Regions from separate parts of the Homo sapiens genome. Here region 2 is linked to region 1. Evidence: chromatin loops called from intact Hi-C (ENCODE). Cell type or tissue: A673. All regions are shown on one strand. Each heading gives the region's core, and the rest is flanking DNA. Links, peaks and the distances in the headings are about the cores only. Region 1 overlaps LOC105372649 (a long non-coding RNA gene). Region 2 overlaps SLC9A8 (solute carrier family 9 member A8).

What was found. A loop is a pair of places that touch in the nucleus more often than their neighbours do. Peaks named below come from ENCODE experiments on the same cell type or tissue, not always from the same donor. Only the 100,000 strongest peaks of a DNase experiment are listed, where the experiment ranks them.
Region 2: a loop joins it to region 1, with 2.6 times the contacts of the local background. A loop is called at or near these places in 11 of 110 quality-filtered maps.

The regions. Positions count from the first base shown.
Region 1 is chr20:49,342,839-49,352,289 of GRCh38, forward strand. All of the region lies in intron 2 of LOC105372649 (a long non-coding RNA gene), which reads left to right. Among named protein-coding and RNA genes, the nearest start is that of SNORD12, 67 kb to the left of the region's middle. In A673, for the core only: a CTCF peak has its summit at 3,994; DNase peaks (open chromatin) are centred at 2,383, 2,873 and 5,173; H3K27ac peaks cover 846 bases.
Region 2 is chr20:49,849,910-49,859,360 of GRCh38, forward strand. SLC9A8 (solute carrier family 9 member A8) reads left to right here. Exons shown (of 16, transcript NM_015266.3): 7 at 901-935; 8 at 5,529-5,672. Among named protein-coding and RNA genes, the nearest start is that of MIR12122, 9.2 kb to the right of the region's middle. In A673, for the core only: no CTCF peak of the experiment used is centred there; no DNase peak of the experiment used is centred there.

The DNA.
Region 1 (9,451 bases), core at 2,087-7,086:
CAGTGAATTCACATACCATGCCATTCACCCATTTAAAGTGTACAGTTCAATTCTTTTCAGTATATAGAAAAAATTGTACAACCATCACCACAGTCCAATTTAGAGCATTTTTATCCTCCTCTGAAAGAAACCCTGTACTCGTTAGCAGCCTCTCCTTCCTCCGACCCCTCTAGCCCTCAGCAATCACTAATCTTTTTCTGTCTTTATGGATTTGCCTATTCCGGACATTTCATATAAATGGAATCACACAATATGTGGTCTTTCGTGACTAGCTGCTTTCACTTGGCAGAATGTTTTCAAGGTTCTCCCATCTTGTAGCCTGGATCAGTACTGGAGTCAGTTATTTAATGCTACATCCTGGGTTCGGGTAAAACGACCTAAAATGTGAGTCCCCCGCTTCAGGAAGCGCCGCTGTAATGAATAAAGAACCTTTTGGGGGAATCATAGCTCAATCTCTTCCTGGTTCTAAGCGGGCAGGTTCAGGCTTCCCTGCGGTGGGGTTGGAGCAGGAGGTTTATCTTTCAGCTGTCCTTGGGACTGGGCAGGAACTTGTTCAAATGTTACTGCTACTCTATCCTCCTTCCTAAATCAGGACTCTGGACGCTCCTGGGAATCACTGTCTGTTGCTGCTCTCTGGGAGTGTGAATGAATCACTGGGTGAGAATGTCAGTAGCACCTGTGTGTGCTGGTCTGGGGCGAGAATCCTGGGCCAAGGGGCAGCGGAGGGGAGAAAGAAGCAGATGGCCACGAGGCCAGCAAGGGGCTGTCCGACTCGTACCCCACAGCCAGCATTCCCTGCCTCTACCCGTACACTTGTTTTGGCTGCAGGAAGCTGTTTTAGGTGGAAATCATTTGATGTGTGTAGGTGCTGTCTTCCCAAACACACCGTGCTCGACAATTGCCCCAGCTCTGCAGGATAGACTTTTTGTAGCTCTTGGTAGCTACCCATTTTTTCAGCCTCTAAATAGTGGTGGTGCCTGTTTTAATCCTCTCATGGATCGTGTAAAGTAGGTGATCTTTTCCCCATTCACAGATGGGAAACTGAGCTTCAGGATAGTCACATGACTTGTCCAAGTTCTCATGATTAGGAAACGTTGGAGCTGGGCTTTGAACTGGACTGCAAAGCTTGTGCTCTTGACGAAATAGGAAGGCAGAGGCTGTGGTGGGGAGCAGCTTGGTTATGGGTACCCAGAAGGCAGAGCCGTTTCTTGCGTACCATAAAATGGGACATTTACCTTGGGTACTCCCTTTGGAGTGTGTTGCTGGAACTTGTGCAGGGACTTAGGGAATCTTCTGGGGAAGAGGCCAGCAATGTGTTGGGGATGGAGACGAGGAGCACTCAGTGTTATGTTTTGGAGCCTTGTCCTACACCTGAGGACCTCCAAGTCTATCAGTCAAGGCCCTTTGGGAAATGAGTGAAAGAACTCAACCAGCTCGAGCAAGGATAATTTATTGACTCATGTAAAGAAAATATCCAGGATAAGACTGCCTTCAGGTATGGCTGGATCCAGGGGTTTAAAGGTTGAAGCCACTGCCTCACTTTCTTTTGGCCTTGCTCTCCTCTCTGTTGACTTTGTGCTTAGGTAGGCATCCTGTGGTGGCACTAATGGCTGCCAGCAGCTCTAGGCTTTCTTCCTCCCCATTCTGCATCACAAAGCTGAAGACAGCATCTCACTTCCAATGGTCTCAGTCTCAGCTACAGGTCTGGGGTTGCTGCTTATTGACCAGGCTCATCTCACACCCCTGGTTCATATTCCTGAATCAATGGGTGGGGGGAGGGTGGGGGAATGCACTGTTTTGATTGGCCGGTGCTGGGTCAGGTGCATATCCTTGGAAGTGGAGGCATGGTCAGTCCTACTTGAACCACGTGAACCAAGAAGGAAAACTCGGGACCCTTGTATCAGAAGCAATGGGAATGGATGCTGGGAATGTTTCAGGCCACAGACATCCTCCTCGTGGGTGGCAGAGAAGCCACCATTCATCTCTGTGGCTTTGCTGCCAACTTGCCATGGGACCTTGAGCAAGCCACTTCCCTTCTCTGAGCCTCAGTTTCCTCATCTGAACAGCGATGATCTTTAAGGGCCCATACAGCCCTGAACTTTTGAGGCCAACAGGGTTTGTCTAGCCAACAGCCTGGCATCCTAGCTTGACAGGTCCAAGCTAAGGCTTAGGAATGCATGGCCTTCAGAAACCCTGGGGTCGAACCTGGGGCTGGGCGCCTGGCCTCTTGTTCTTGCCCATCCTGGCAGGGTACAGCCTGTGATGTGGGAGGGAAGGGTTCTGAGGAGGTTTCTTTGCACATCCCCAGCATTCTCCGTCTATAATTGGCTCCAAATGAAATGATCTCATCCCTGAACACTGAGGAAGAAAGGGTGGGGGTGAAGCTGCTCGCTGGCAGCATCTGACATAGTTTATGACTAACCCGCTTCCCTCCCGAGGCAGGGAGAGACGGTCCGCTCTCTCGAAGACAATGTACAATTTTGAAAAAAAAAATAAAAAAGTCTTGGTAAATAGATTGAGGAGGCTCCAGCCTCCTGGGCTTTTGGGAGGCCCAAGGCATTTTTCCCCTCTGCCCAAACCAGGTATCTTTTGCCCATTGCTCACAAGTCAACGTGACCCGTGCTATTACCATTCCCCAAACTTTTCACGTCAAACCCTGGCCGGGAAGGTGGTCAATGTAGCCAGTCCATCAAGCGATTTGTCCCATATGGATTCTCAATTGAGTTTTGTGGCCGGCTGGAGCTTGTTTAAATGCCCATACATTAATTTTGAAAGATGAGCTCCTAATCAACTTTTAAAAAGCTTGTCACAGCACCATCTGTTTGGCGTTTGTCACTATTGCATTACATAAGAGGAAAGACATTTTTAAAGAATGCGGCTACATTTAGTAATTGGATCGCCGGAGAGAAGCCAAACCGGGGCGGATGGCACCGTGATTCAGAAATGCCACGGGCCCTTCTCCGGGGTGTGGCGGCCTCCCCAAATTCCACGCGGTCTTGGCAGAGACCTGAGTGCAGCCCAGCTTGGGAGACAGGCTTGGGGTGGCTTCTTTTCCTCTTGCCTTGGTCTTCCTCTTATTTTTTCCATTTGTTCTCCCTCACCCCTTGCTACCCCAGTATTAGCAGTGACCAAGTGGCTTTACTTCCCTGAGTCCCAATTTCCTCATCTGGAAAATGGGATTCACAAGAGCACCATCTTGTGAGGTTTAAATGCATTAATGCCTACGGTGCCTGGCACGTGGTGAGTGCTTTATAAAGTGTTGCTATTTTATAAAGCTATGTCTGATGCATAGTAGGTGCCAACACATGTTCATTTTCCTTCCTTTTTCCCTTCCCTTTATTTATTTATTTATTTAGAGACAGGGTCTTGCTCTGTTGCCTAGGCTGGAGCACAGTGGTGCAATCTCAGCTCACTGCGGCCTTCACCTCCCAGGTTCAAGCAATTCTCCCACTTCAGCTCCCTGAGTAGCTGGAACTACAGGCATGCACCACCACACCTGACTAATTTTTTGTATTTTTTTTGGTAGAGACGGGGTTTCACCATGTTGGCCAGGCTGGTCTGGAACTCCTGACCTCAAGTGATCCATCAGCCTTGGCTTCCCAAAGTGCTGGGATTACAGGCGTGGGCCACCGTGCCCGGCCCCTTCCTTCCATTTAATTCAACAAGTTCTTAGGAAGTGCCCACGTTTGAGGCAGAGCTGGCATCATGCACATGCACAGCCATTTGCACAGGGCCCCACACTCACAAGAATGCTGAGCTTGGTTTAGCGTTCTGCTGTCGCTGGCTTGACATTCTTAATTTTTGAACAAGGGGCCCTGCATTTTCATTTTGTACTGGACCCCACAAATTATGCAGCTGGTCTCATCTGGAGGTCTAGAATGATGCTATGTCTTATTTGACCGTCTGATATTTAAAATAACAATAGAGTCAACGTTTTAAAATCAGGAGAGTTCACACAACAGTCTGGCTTATTTTAGAAAATTAGAACATCTTGCCACTGTGAGTCTGCATTCCCACACACTGCCACATGGGCTGGAGCTGGAGTCCTCTATACAGGCCACATCCGCCACTGTCCCCACCACTCCTGGAGGCTTTGGACTGAGTCTCTTTGCTCATTTATAGAGCTTCCAGCATGGTAGCTGGGATCATGGGCTTTGCAGCCAGGTATGTGTTCAGCTTTTCTGTTAATCATCACAGTAACCTCTCTCTTAGGGTAGTAAGGATTAAACTAGTTAATATAGGCAAAGCATCTGGAATATGTTGCACTGTTATTGCTACTGTTCTGCTTTATCCTGGTGCAGAAGCTCAGACCCCCAGTCTGAGGGCTGCCCCTCCGGGAGCTGGAAGCTGCGCCTGTGGCAGCTGGCTATGAAAGCGTCTCTTTCTGCTGTCCCACACAGCAGCCGTTGTCAATGTCCACTTTCTCTCCCTCCACCTGCAGCACCAGAGTTCACACCTTGGGCCCGCCCTCCTAGCATTATTTTGAGAAAAGGGCCTTCTGTCCTGTAAATAGGCTGAGTCATCCCTGCCTCAGGGCCTTTGCACACGCTGCACTTGCTTCCTAGAATACTTCTTTTCCCATCGCTTTGCTTGGCCATCTTCTCCTTTTGGTCTAGCTCAAATGGTACTTCCTCAGGGAGGCTTTTCCTGATCGCCTAAGAAAAGTAGCCCTGTTTTCTTTCCCCTGTCATACACATTCGCCTATATTATTTTCTTCCCAGAACTGGTTTGTTGTGTATCTCCCAGAGGACCAGGTCTGCCTTGGTCACTGTGATATCCCTAGCACTTAGGCCATTGCCTGGCACATGGTAGATGTTTGATAATTATTTATTGAATGAATGAAGGAAGGAAGAAAAGAATTCATCAACTCCTCATGACCACCCTGTAAAGCAGGGACAAGAGACCTGAGTCATGGAGAAGAGAAGGGACTCCTCAAGGTCGCACAGCCCAGAAGGGGCAGAAAGGGTGATGAGGACCTAGGTTTTCTGCTTCTACACCCCCTGTCCCCTCAACCCCCCAGGTGGGAAGCAGCAGAGACATTTGGATCTTTGGCTCGACCAGCCACCAAGAACGGGTCAAGTGTGCAGCAAGGCCCAGAGCACAGCGTCTGAGGGTGGTGAGAGCGATTCACCCAGGCAGCCAGGAGGCGAGACTGTTTACAGGGGCTAGCGGCTGTCGCCATGACAACCGGACAGCCTACAGCTTCCTGCGTCACCAGGGACGCAGGTTTGCTCTTGGCTGGGAAGCAGTGGGGACAATGGAGTGGGGGCTGGGAAATGGGGGGACCCTAAACACTCAGTCTTGGGGGGAGGCAGTTCTCATTTCTGGTTTTTTTTTTTTTTTTGAGATGGAGTCTCGCTCTGTCGCCCAAGCTGGAGTGCAGTGGTGCGATCTCGACTCACTGCAACCTCTGCCTCCCGGGTTCAAGTGATTCTCCTGCCTCAGCCTCCTGAGTAGCTGGGATTACAGGCGTGTGCTACCATGCCCGGCTAATTTTTGTAGTTGTAGTAGAGATGGGGTTTCACCATGTTGCCCAGGCTGGTCTGGAACTCTTGACCTCAAGTGATCTGACTAACTCAGCCTCCCAAAGTGCTGGGATTACAGGTATTAGCCACCATGCCCGGCTGGGAGTTCTCATTTCTGAGAGTTGCTTGAAGGCTGGGAGGGCCTGGTGATGCTACCTAAGTGTGTGTGTGTGTGTGTGTGTGTGTGTGTGTGTGTGTGTGTGTGTAGTGTCTGGGCTGTGTGGAGCCAAGCTGCCTGGGTCTGAATCTCAGCTTTGCCTCTTCTGTGCCGTGGCATTTTGGGCAAGTGAGTTAATCTCTCGGTGCCTTAGTTCCCTCTAATGTAAAATAAGGTGGACAGTAGTACCTCATAGGACTGTTATGAGGATTAAATGAGATAATAGTCTCACGGCACTTACAATGCACCTTGCATTGTGCCTTAATTCTTGACATCAATCTACATCTGACTCTAGGTTGTCTTCTTGCTGGGGTAGTGGGAAATTTGGTCTCAATCATCCTCAGGGATCCCTACTTCCCTGGCTTTTGTCATTCATTCAACAAATACTTATTGAGCACCTACTGCATGCCACGTATTGTTCTAGAGGCTGAGACCACAGCAGTGAACAAAGCAAACAAAAATCCCTGGCAGAGTAGAGCTAACATTCTAGTAGGGATAGATAGACATTAAATATGACAAAAAGGAAAATAGATATTATATCAGATGACAATAAGAAGAAAAAGAAAGCAGGGCTGGAGGATTCCAACTGCAGGGGAGCTGTTGCAATTTTAGAAAAATTGATGCATGGGGATGTGAGTGTGTCAGGGAAGGCCTCACTGAGAGAGTAACCTTTGAGTACAACTTGAAGAAGGTAAAAGAGGGAGTCACAGGTTATTTGCAAGAGCATTCCAGGCAGAGGGAACAGTAAGCGCAAAGGCCCTGAGGCAGGAGCATGAGCATGTATGTGACTGTATCATGTAGTCATATCTCTTGGCAAGTCTGTGTGTGTGATGTTATGTGGCACACATTGGTGGCATATAGGTGGTTATGCCTGTCCACATGGGTGGCAATGCACATACATGTTTGTTCATGTACAGAGCTGCTGTGTTCAGTCACAGAGGCTGTGCCTGAACAATTCAGGGAGTGACATTCACACTGATTGCCATGAAATGGGACCCCCTGGTGTAGTGCAGCGCAGTGGCCCCGAGCATATATATAAGGAAATCAATGTAAAATGTCTGTGAAAATGTTCACACGTGTATGTGTCCGGATATTTAAATATAACGATATGCAAATATGTATATATGAATGTCTTTAAGATGTTGATATTTCATTCCTCATGGACTTTTGCTTCAGTATTGATTTTTAAAAAATATTGCATTAAGATATTATTTCTCTTGATTACTCAGTTTTTGGGTGCATCTTACATTTGCATCAGAGGCAAGTGCCTCACTCTCTTAATGCTGGTCCTCGCCCTGCCTTGGAGTTGGGCAATGAATGTGCGGGAGGCAGGGATGAGGCAAGGGAAGCCTCTCCTTCTGGCTCCTTCCAGCATCTGGGCTCATCAGCACATGACTAGAATCCAAACCTAATCTGAACACATTTTGTTCCTTTAAAACAAGATTTATTGAGTGCTGACTGTGCGCCAGGGACTCTGCATACATTATTTTATTTTATCCTTACCACCATCTCTGGGGGTAGATATTTGCTCATTCCATTGAACAGACATTTGCTTAGGGCCTACTATGTGCCAAGAGTATAAGCTGGCATTTGTGCTGGTCTGGCAGCCACTCCTGATTTTTCTGGTAAAAGCACCCCAGTTTTCCTTTAGGGAACCTAGCCTCTTCCCTTTACTGTCCAAGTGGTTTCACCTGGGCTTTCTGTACCCCTCCCTCAGACTCCAGGGGTGGGGGTGTGATCCAGGCGACCCAATCAGCATACTCCATCCCTTTTGCTCCAGAGATTAGTTATAGGACGAGTATCTAACCCAAGTTGGTTCAATCAGAGTGAATCCTGGGATTTTTGCTGCCCTGTTGGGAAAAAGAGCTCTCTTTTCATCAGGATTTCTAGCTGTGAGAATTCTGTAACCCTGGAATTCCCAGTGAGAGTCTACTACATGGAGAGAGAGAGAGAGAGGAAAAACTCATCCCTTATGACATCTTTAAAGCCCCTGGATCCAGCCACACCTGAAGTCAGTTACCCTAAGATTTTTCAATTCTGTGAGTTTATACTTGTTTTTCTTTTTAAAAGCCAGTTTGAGAGGGAAGCTGAAATCCTGTGCTTGGCATCTTTGTACATTATCTCCTTTAATTCAGAGATGAATCCCATGGGGAAGGGGCTCTGATTGTACAAGAACTGATCCTCAGGGAGGGAGGTGACTTATCCAAGGTCACAGCAGGTTGGTAGTTGGAGCTTGAATTCAAGCCCAGGTCTCTACTCCTGAGCCGTTCTGCCATTCCACATGGTCTGACCTCTGGACAAGAGGGTTTGTGTGAGTATTAGTGACATAGACCCGAGTCCTGTTATGGCCACTGTTTTGCTCTGTGACCTTGATCAAGTCATTTCTCTAATATGAGCCTCAGTTTCCCATCTGGAAAAATGGTAGTGCTTACCCCATCATGCTGTCGTGAGATGATCCATGAAAGTAAAGTACTCAGAACAGGGCTAGACATGCAGCAATGAACATAAACTATTATTACCATGGCTCTCTTTTTTTTTTTTTAGAAAATTTTTTTTTAAATTTCATAGGTTTTTGGGGAGTAGGTGGTATTTGGTTACATCTTTAGTGGTGATTTGTGAAATGTTGGTGCACCCATCACCCGAGTGGTATACACTTCACCAGAGCAGTATACACTGAACCCAATTTATAGCTTTCCATCCCTCACCCACTTCCCACCTTGCCCCGCAAGTTCCCAAAGTTCATTGTATCATTCTTATGCCTTTGCATCCTCATAGCTTAGCTCCCACTTATGAGTGAGAACATAATGTTGGTTTTCCATTCCTACCATGGCTCCCTCTTTGAGGGAAGAAAGGGGACCCAGGGGGCTCCCCGGCCACCCTGCTCCCATCCTCCCTGATGGCCACAGGCTCCCAGCAGCCCTTGATGGCACCTTCATCCATCTTCTGCCAGACACACAGAACTGGCTCGCTTACCCGGGAAGCAGGCACTTAAGGAGGCGCTTCCCCGCTTTCTCTTTTAATTTTCGTTACATAAATTTCACATTTCCTGGAATAGAGAGCTTGAATGTCTGGACTCATTTGGAAATCGAGTCAGCAAAGGGCCTCATTTATATTAATGGGGACTCGAGCCTGACTTGAGACGTGGCAGAGACAAGGATGGATGGCAGCAGCTCCTAGGCCCAGCCATCCAGGCTGAGCTCAGACACTGCCTTGAGAAGCAGATGCCTCCAGATTTAGGCTGGGACTGTTCTCGTTGTGTGGGGAGCTCCTGGATGCAAGGGCGGTGTTGTCACCCCTCCCCCACTGAAACTTCCCAATGGCTGCTCACTCTCTCAGAGGGAACTCCAGTCTGCTTATCCTGCTTGACAAGGGGCTGCGTGATGGACCCCTGCTAACCTCCCTGCTCCTGCCCACCACTCTCCTCCCTCATCCTTCTTCAGTCTGGCTGGCCTCCTGAGAGCATTCCTGCCTCAGGGCCTTTGCACTTGCCGTGCTCTCTGCCTGAAAGGTTGTTCTCCTAGCTCATCCCGTGGCTAGCTCCTTCCATGGCTTGTCTCACAGACAGCACCTCAGGGAGGCCTTCCTTGATTGCCCATCTGGAGAAACACTCTCCAGTTACTCTGTATCACACCCATTTCATTTTCTCCATCACACTGAGCAATAGTTTGTATTTTCTTGTTTACTTATTTGCCTATTTATTTATTGGCTGTCTTTCCCATGAGAGTATAAACCCCATTAGAGCACAGACTACGTGTCTCCTTCAGCTTTG
Region 2 (9,451 bases), core at 2,054-7,053, 510 kb after region 1:
TAATCCCCCCCAAAGTATTTGAGTTTATTTGCAAACCAATACTGTCTTAAATTAGAATACCTAAAAATGAAGCCAAATATATGCCATCAAGAACTTCAAACTGTGTTGTCAAGTAGACTGAATTGGGGTTGAATGCTGTTTTTTGATAAAAATTTGTATTTAAAAAATCAAAGATGTGCTTTTCTGCTGGCATTGGAGAAATAATAAAATCAAAGGTGATGCTGAATCTCTTCACTCAATTCTAAGCTGTCTACCTGTAGAATTATATACTCTGGATTTTCCACAATTGCTAAACCACTTCCCAGTGGCACCAGTTGGGTGGTCTCTACTTTAGACTTCAAATTAATTTAGACCAAACATCCCTAGGAAGGTAGTATCTGTAGTTTTGTATTATGCATGTCCATGCATGTCACATTCTTTTCCTTTATTGTCAGTTGCAGAAAGTTTGCCTGTCTCAGTTCTGAAAATTAAGTTGAGGGTCAGGTATCTGAGTGACGGGCAGATTTCTTTAACACATCAGCTGCTTTCTTCTCTCAATAGCCAAAGCCCATTCCATTGGATTTTCACCTATATTGCAGCTTTGATGGCACCAGAATAAATCTGTCTGTCATGCAGCTTTCTTCATTGCTCAGCTTCTAGTATTAAGTAAGAATAAACTTAAGGAAACTACAGTTAATTGGGCTTGAAGAATGTAGCATTCTTTTCCATACTCTCGTTGCATGCCGATGGAATGCATGTTTCAACTAAGGCTTAGGAGCTTTTATTTTTCAAGTGGTTTGGGAACTGAAGATTAATGTCCTTATTAGTTTTAATAAAGCACTAATGGACATTTAAATCTTGGCTGTTCTCCAGGGTTTTTTTTTTGTGTGTGTCTGTGTGTTTGTGTGTTTTATTTTACAGGCTGATGTAATCTCTAAACTCAACATGACAGACAGGTAAATCCTTCATACTGTAACACCCATGCGACTGCTTTTCAGACAGGGGAAATGTTTCTCCACATTGCTTCCTGGGTGTGGTACTGTTCTATTCTCTCTCTGTGTATTTATTTTTGGTAAGGATTTCTGCCATAGAATCTTACTCTGAGTTAATTTGTATCTCTGAAATGAATCAAAAGTATCCTAAAGACTTTTGAAGATCCCTAGTGGGGCATTGCTGATTGGAATGATTTAGTTTAAGCTTGGGAGGGAGTAACTCTGCTCAGCTAACTGCCCTGCCTGTGTGCACGCGTACACTGTACCATTGTCTTCTTATTTACAAGACTTTTCAGTCGCCGTAACAAAAAGTCTTCTTGACAGATTAGAGATGGAGAGGGGGAGTGACGGAGAAACTTTCCTCTGGGATTCCCACGAAGCCTGTGGTGGGGGAAGCAGGGCCAAGACCTCTATTGTGGTTATTGTAGAAAGCCCCTCCATCTGAAGCCACTCCCGTGAGCACTTCCCATGAGCCCCATCCAGGATTTCCCAGAATTGCATAGTGAGAAGCAACCTCACTAGGTTGAGGCAGTTGTCTCTCAGAAGGTACCAGATCTAGTGCTGAAAAAGTGCCCATGCTGAGCATAGTCTGGGTTCCCCCCTCTGAGAGCAGACAGCCTTGCTCAGTGTGTCTGCATTTGGTCTTGTGACATGGCTGGGGAGCTGGGCAGCAGGGTCACATGTTCGTCCCCAGATCCTTGCCATGGGGCCAGTCAGAGCTTTCAGGATTTAGCAGCAGTTTAGCAACTTGGGACTAGAATCTGGGAACCCTTTTCATGGGAACTGTGTCTCTGATAACAAATCCAATTCTATTTCTACCTCCACTCACCACCCACCCCAGCCCAGGACAATTTTGGAGCTTTTGTTGTAAGACAGTTTTGATACATAAACAAGTAGTCCTATTCCATGAGAGCTGGAAATAAAGCAGAACTGATGTCCTGTGTTTGGTAGGTATTTTGCAAATAAAAAGAAATGCCCAGTAAAGGAAGGTATCACAGTATTCAAACCTTCCACTTGTTTTGGGGGCAACTGGTTAGAGATACAGACAATGCTGGATAACTTCCTGTGAAGTTGAATTGAATCAGTGGTTGGGATGTTCAGGTGGAGGACAGGAAAGGAATTGCCCTGTAGACACACTGACTTAGAGCCGGGTAGTGTTTTCCTCTCCGTGTGCAGAAGTTTCCTTTGCTGTTAGAAAGTGACGATCCCTCAGATGGGGACTGCTCTGGGGTCGCAAACCCACACAGCCGCAGGGCCTGGCAGAGCACTTAACAGAGGGAAGCTGGCCAGCTGTGAGTCTAGACATGGGGCAGCGGCCAGTGGGAGAACACACCCTGTATGAAGGGACAGCCACTTCTCAGCGCCAACTCATGATTACCATGTGGAAATCTGGGCCCAGAATTGGTGGCTATTTTAAATACTTTTTTTTCAAAAAGATGCTGGGTTTCTAGATTTTTATAGGGAATTTTCCAGTTTTTCAATGTTGACAACTTGCTCAATTTTTCACAAATACCATGCAGACCAAACATGAGAGGGGACCACAGACTTTTTGCAACCTCTGCACTGTAGAAAACATAAAAATAACTTCGTTGCACACGTTTTGTTTTGTTCTAGTGATATCTTGTTGGAGAGAGATTTCACTCTTAGAGATCCTGAATTATTTCGCTGCCTTAGTTCATTTCTTTTTCATTTTGTTAATGTTGCTATCTTTTGGGGCTATGGGATAAAGAAAATACATTTTTAAGTTGAACTTCTGGCGTTTAAAAGGCGAGGTCTTAAAGATGTGAAGTGGAACAGCTGACAGCCAGGTGAAATAACCGTCTTTCCATACAGACCTCTCAATGATTCAGCAGTTTGTATTTCAGACTTCTCATCTTCACTGTCAGAAATACTCTGCCTCAATTTAGATTCCCAAGCAAACTGTGTAACATGATTTATACAAAGCATTTCCCCCAGCCTTTTGTTTGTTTTGTTTTTTTCAGTTAATTTAGAAAGTTTATTTTGCCAAGGTTGAGCATGCGCACCCGTGACAGCCTCAGGAGGTCCTGACGACATGTACCCAAGATGATCAGAGCACAGTTTGGTTTTATACATTTTAGGGACACATGAGACATCAGTCAACTTATGTAAGATGGACGTTGCCCCAACCTTTTATTATGAAAAATTTTAAACATACAGAAAAGGTGAAGCATTGTGAAGTGAATACCCATAAACAAATTTTTAAAATATAAAAGGTGTATCCTGCAGGGGTAGGAGAGGCACAGGACAGGGAACTTGGGAGCCTGTGGTGGGCCTGCGCTTCACTGAGGCTGGAGTATAGTGGCATGATCACAGCTCGCTGTAGCCTCAAACTCCTGAGCTCAAGCTGTCCTCCTGCCTCAGCCTCCTGAGTAGCTCGGACTACAGGTATGCGGCACCACTTCCGGCTAATTTTTGTGTGTGTAGAGATAGGGTTCTCTCTATATTGCCCAGGCTGGTCCTGAACTCCTGAGCTCAAGCCATCCTCCCACCTCAGCCTCCTAAAGTGTTGGGATTACAGGCGTGAGCCACTGTGCCCGGCCCAGGATACACTTTTTAGACATCATCCTCCTTCCTTCACGGCCTCTGGTGATGGGGCTGTGGTTGATGAGAGTGAAAATAAAAGAGCGACCAGAAGCTCTGTCTGGGTTGTGGTGCAAGGGCCTGGGGACCAGCCACCAATAAAATAGGATCTCCCAGATGGGCAGTTGTTTAGTGGAGTTACCTTCCCTTTCTTCCTTCCCTTTCTTCTTCCCACCTGCCTGCCTGCTTGCCTTCTGCAAGTGTCTCTGGGCCATGCCCAGTACAGACCCTGGGAATTCACCCATGACGAAAATTCAGCATCCACTCCCTTGGAGCTCACAGGCCTGTGATGACCTCTGTGAGGACAGGCGAAGTCTGGGAACTGAATCCTCAGCCTGGGATCCGGAGGCACTCTGGGTTAATGCGCATGAGTCACATTCACAGGCAGCTACCATGGAAACCAGAGGCCAGATGATTGACTTCTGAAGAGAACTGTACCTGGCAAGGCAGCCAGGCATTTCCTCAGTCAGCTCTCCTCTCCCTGACCCTGCAGCCAAAAGATCACCCATTGAAGGCTGCTCAGCCGAGCATCCTTTTCCCCCTAGACCCAGGCTTGGTGAGGGTGGGAAGCTCAGGGCAGTCGTCTCTGGCTGATGACTGACACAGGCTGGCCATTGGGTCTCCATGTTTTGGCTGGTGTTGTGGAAGGGGGCAGACCCACCATTCTGCTGCCCTGGAAAGAAAGTTGCAACAGGCATGGCACAGAGGCTTGTGGGAAAATCACCAAAGGGCAGGGAGAGTGAATTGTCCAGGCTCATGTGGCACATGAGGCCCCTTGAGGGAGCTGGTCCTGCCTCCCTCGCCAGCCTCTTATGGCTCCTGCCACTCACCCCACCCCCACCACCACATGCACCTTCCTTCTGTTCCTCAGGCAGCAGGCTTGCTCCCACCGCAGGAGTCGCTTGCTGTCACCTCAGCCTGCAGCTCTTGGCCTGGCCAGCTGCTTCTTAACATGTAGGTTCTTGCTTACATGTGTCATCCCTTCACAGAGGCCTCTCCAGACCGCCCCATCTAAGTGGCTCCCACACCCACACCCCCACCCCACCTTCCCACGTCACCTCAATTGATTTCCTGGGTCACATGTGGTATTGTCTGAATTTGCCTTCATCTCTGGGTATTGCTGTATCTACTGTTGGGGGTAGGAGTACCGACTCTGGGCAGATAGCCTGGCTCTGCTACTTGTTAGCTGAGTGACCTTGGACAAGTTACTTCATCATCCCGTTGTCCCTCGGTTTTCTCCTCTGTCATTGGGGCAGTAGTAGCAGTCTCATACAGTCACTGTCTGGATTGTTGAGTCACCGTATGTGAAGTGCTTAGAACAGTGCCGGCCATGGTAGCCTCCATTCCTGAAACATGTTAGACAATCAGCACATATCTGCTGGGGGTGATAAGATCTTCACGGGGACTGTCAGTGAGGTCACTGGCCCAGTTGGGAGATGGCCTCAGTGTTTCTCTCGGCTGTCTACGCCACTCACCCCCAAAGCACACTGGGGTTGCTGCTGCTTTTTGACACTTTCTTAGATCTTGCAAATCTGAGTGCAGGCTGGGGTCGGTCACGGACAGCATTCCAAGGGGCTGGTGGCGAGGGGCAGAGCAGAGGTCAGATGCAGGAGCTCATGGGCCATTTGGCTCTAGCTGCTCTGACCCGTGGAACTGGGCGGTGTATGATAAATATATCTAAGCAAAAGTCTCCCTTCCATCATTGGTCAAAGTCAAGTCTCCGTGCTGACACTAGAAAACCAGGCCATTCCTAACAACTCAGTTTAGAGTGGGCCTTTCATACTCCACCCACAAAACAGCAGATAAGTGGGGAAAAAATACGCTACCTTCTGTAATTAATTCAGCTCTAGCGTGTAGTATTGCTTTCTGTTAAATATGGCCTTTGACTTTAATGCTTTAATATGTGGACCAAGTGACACACATTACAGAATCTCCCCTTCCCTCTGTCTCTTACAGTTTTGCGTTTGGCTCCCTAATATCTGCTGTCGATCCAGTGGCCACTATTGCCATTTTCAATGCACTTCATGTGGACCCCGTGCTCAACATGCTGGTCTTTGGAGAAAGTATTCTCAACGATGCAGTCTCCATTGTTCTGACCAAGTAAGTACGGGGGCAGAGAACAGACTTTTTTCATGTGACAGAACTAAAGGTCCTTGTAACAAAGGGGCAGATATTTCCACACAGCATGTGTACAGTTGCTTGTCCTCTGGGTGATCAGTTCACCCACTCTCTTTCTCTGTATTTCTGTCCTGACAAGCCTTGATGTGCTGCAAGAATATGGTCAGGTTCCAGGGGTGGTTAAAAGAGGAGAGTCCACCTTTTTTTTTGAGACAGGGTCTCGCTCTGTCACCCAAGCTGGAGTGCAGTGGCTCCATCACAGCTCACTGCAGCTTCAACCTCCTGGGTTCAACTGATCTCCCACCTCAGCCTCCCGAGTAGCTGGGACTTACAGGCACGTGCCATCACGCCCAGCTAATTTTTTAAGAAGTTTTTGTAGAGATGGGGTTCGCCATGTTGCCCAGGCTTGTCTTGAACCCCTGGGCTCAAGCAGTTTGCCCACCTCAGCCTCCCAAAGTGCTGGGATTACAGGTGTAAGCCATTGCTCCTGGCTTTGCCCACCTTTTTCGACCTGCCTTTTAGTAGTGGTTTCTGAGCCCAGCTTGTCAACATCACTGAGGGTGCTTATTAAGTGTGACATTCCTAGGCCCCACCCTCAGAGCTTCTGATTCATTTGGTCTGGGGTGAGTCCCAAGACCATGGGTTTTTAATAAGTTCCCCAGATATGATGAAGCGGCCTGTTCAGGGGTCAGTGTTTGGGCAATATTATTGGCAACAAAAGCAATAGACAGAGGCCCCACTAGCTGATGCATGTCACCTTCCTTTTCACAGCTTTAAAATAAGGTAGGAATGCTGATAGGTGCCCTGCCTTAAGATGCTATTGTGTAAACTCTACTTTGGACACTACAATTTGTTTTCAAATATTTGTTGGTATTACTACCCTAATTGATGGGATCTGAGAAGTTAAAGATGAATAATAAAATGTCAAGAAGTCATTGGGGGCCAGGCGCAGTGGCTCAGTCCTGTAATCCCAGCACTTTGGAAGGCCAAGGCGGGTGGATCACCTGAGGTCAGGAGTTCAAGACCAGCCTGGCCAACATGGTGAAACCCTGTCTCTACTGAAAATACAAAAATTAGCTGGGCTTGGTGGCGGGTGCCTGTAATCCCAGCTACTCCGGAGGCTGAGGCAGGAGAATCACTTGAACCTGGGAGGCGGAGGTTGCAGTGAGCCGAGATCACACCACTGGATTCCAGCCTGGTGACAGAGCGAGACTCCGTCTCAAAAAAAAAAAAAAAAAATTTTAGCTGGGTGTCATATCACGTGCCTGTATTCCTAGCTACTAGGGATGCAGTGAGCTGTGATGGAGCCATTGCACTCCAACCTGGGCAACAGAGCAAGACCCTGTCTCAAAAACAAAACAAAACAAAATCACTGGGAAAAGTAAATGCATTTCAGATAATCTCAAATATATTTTTCTGATGCAGGGATATTTCCTTGAACTCTGCATTTTATGGTGGTCATTAACAGGCAGGCAACAAACCCAAAGATTTTTGCCAAAACACAGATGTTTGAGACCAGTCTGGACAACATAGCAAGACCCCATTCTCCCACCTTCCCGCAAAAAACTCCAAAGCACGTGGAGAAAAGAGCCCCGGATAATGTATCAAAAATGAGCTAAGAGAATCTTAGAGGCCAGTGTGTGTTCTGTTAGATAATAGAATTTCCATTTACCTGAATACTGACTTACTGCCTTTGCTAAAGCATAACCACTCTGTGGTAGCTGGCATTTTCTTAGAAGTTTTTTTATAGACTATATTCAGAATTCTTATGTTGGAATAAAATGCCTCAGCCTAGGACTAGATTTGAGGACTGAATAGTTAAATAAGGTACTACAGGGCTGGGCGCGGTGGCTCACGCCTGTAATCCCATCACTTTGGGAGGCTGAGGCGGATGGATCACTTGAGGCCAGGAGTTCAAGACCAGCCTGGCCAACATGGTGAAACCCCATATCTACTAAAAATACAAAGATTAGCCAGGTGTGGTGGCGCACGCCTGTAATCCCAGCTACTCGAGAGGCTGAGGCAGGAGAATCGCTTGAACCTGGGAGACAGAGGTTGAAGTGAGCCAAACTCACATCACTGCATTCCAGCCCGGGCGTCAGAGTGAGACTCTGTTTTAAAAAAAACAAACAAACAAAAGGGTACTATGAGAAAAGCATCCAGCATTGGGTAATGTGACATCCTTTCCTTTTCTTTCCCTGCCCCTAGTTGTTGTTTTCACCACATTTGCCCAGTTTTTGCCCTGTTTTTGCCCTTCCTTTGCAGGAGGAGCTTACCAAATACTGCCTGATGGCAAGAGGTGCTCAACAGGCCTTAAAAAACAACCAAACTTATAAGTATTTTTGTTATTCTAAATGTAGTACATATATTCTTACCAAATTTAGGAAATACACAAGCAAAAAAGAGAGAAGTATCACACACATTGCTACTACCTAGAGATAATTATGGTTGATAATTTGGTGTAAATATATATACATTTTATTTCAATAGGCTTATACCCCAAATATTGTACTCTATTTTCCATTGAACACAATTGATAAAACAGTCTTCTGGAAAATAATTTTACTGGTTACGGTGTATTCCTTTTTCTGGGTTTACTATGATCTACTTAACCAGTTTCCTACTATTGGCTTTTTCATGTTTCTCTTGGCAGAAATTTCTATAGCTTTATTAGGATATTATCCAACATCATGCCACAAGACCTTTAAAAAATCCAATGGCAGTATTTTTTCTTATTTAAGATCTACTCTGAAAGCTGCCTAGCATTCTGGTTTTTACTTTTATCTCGTATCCTGGCTACACATATTGAACATTTGTGACAAGGAATTTTGCCTAACTTGGAGGTGACATCATGAGTTATTTTTATGCATTGGGAGCTAAACTCAATTGCTTTGTCTCTTGATTTTTTTAAAGAAAAATAATTTTTCAGAGGTAGGATCTTTTCTGAGCTTTTCCAGTTGTCTCTATTATAAAAGCCAAAGATAGGAGACTTTTTCTATTTAAGATGGGAAATGATGGAGTCATCGTTGGTAGCCAGAGGTTCTTACTGGAAAAGTGCTTTGGAAACCCAAGATGGGGCCAGGCATGGTGGCTCATGCCTGTAATCCCAGCACTTTGGAAGGCCAAGGCAGGTGGATCACCTGAGGTCAGGAGTTTGAGACCAGCCTTGCCAACGTGGTGAAACCCTGTATCTACTAAAAATACAAAAATTAGCCCGGCATGGTGGTAGGTCCCTGTAATCCCATCTACTTGGGAGGCTGAGGCAGGAGGATTGCTTGAACCTGGGAGGCGGAGGTTGTAGTGAGCCGAGATCGCACCACTGCACTCCAGCCAGAGCGACAGAGCAAGACTGTCTCAAAAAAAAAAAAAAGAAAGAAAAGAAACCAAGATCGTCTGTGGTAACAGTTCCCACAGTTGGATCTGTGGAGCATGCATGTATAGTTTCCAGTCTCCTCGTCCACCAGCAGCAGTGCTACTGCTGAGGCCACGGTTGGATCTGTGGAGCATGCATATATAGTTTCCAGCCTCTTCCTCTACCAGCAGCACTGCCACTGCTGAGACCCAAGCTGGCTTGAGAATCAGCCTCACAAACTCTCCAGCCACGGCTGGTCATCTGCCATCAGCATTTGGTGAGGGACCTCTGTGTGCCAGACACTGCTGAGAGCCAGGTGGATTTGACAGTCGGTCCATGATGGGCAAAAGATGCCCGTAGAGAAGTGAACATGGTGCCTTAAGCATGAGGGGGCTCAATGACCAGACCA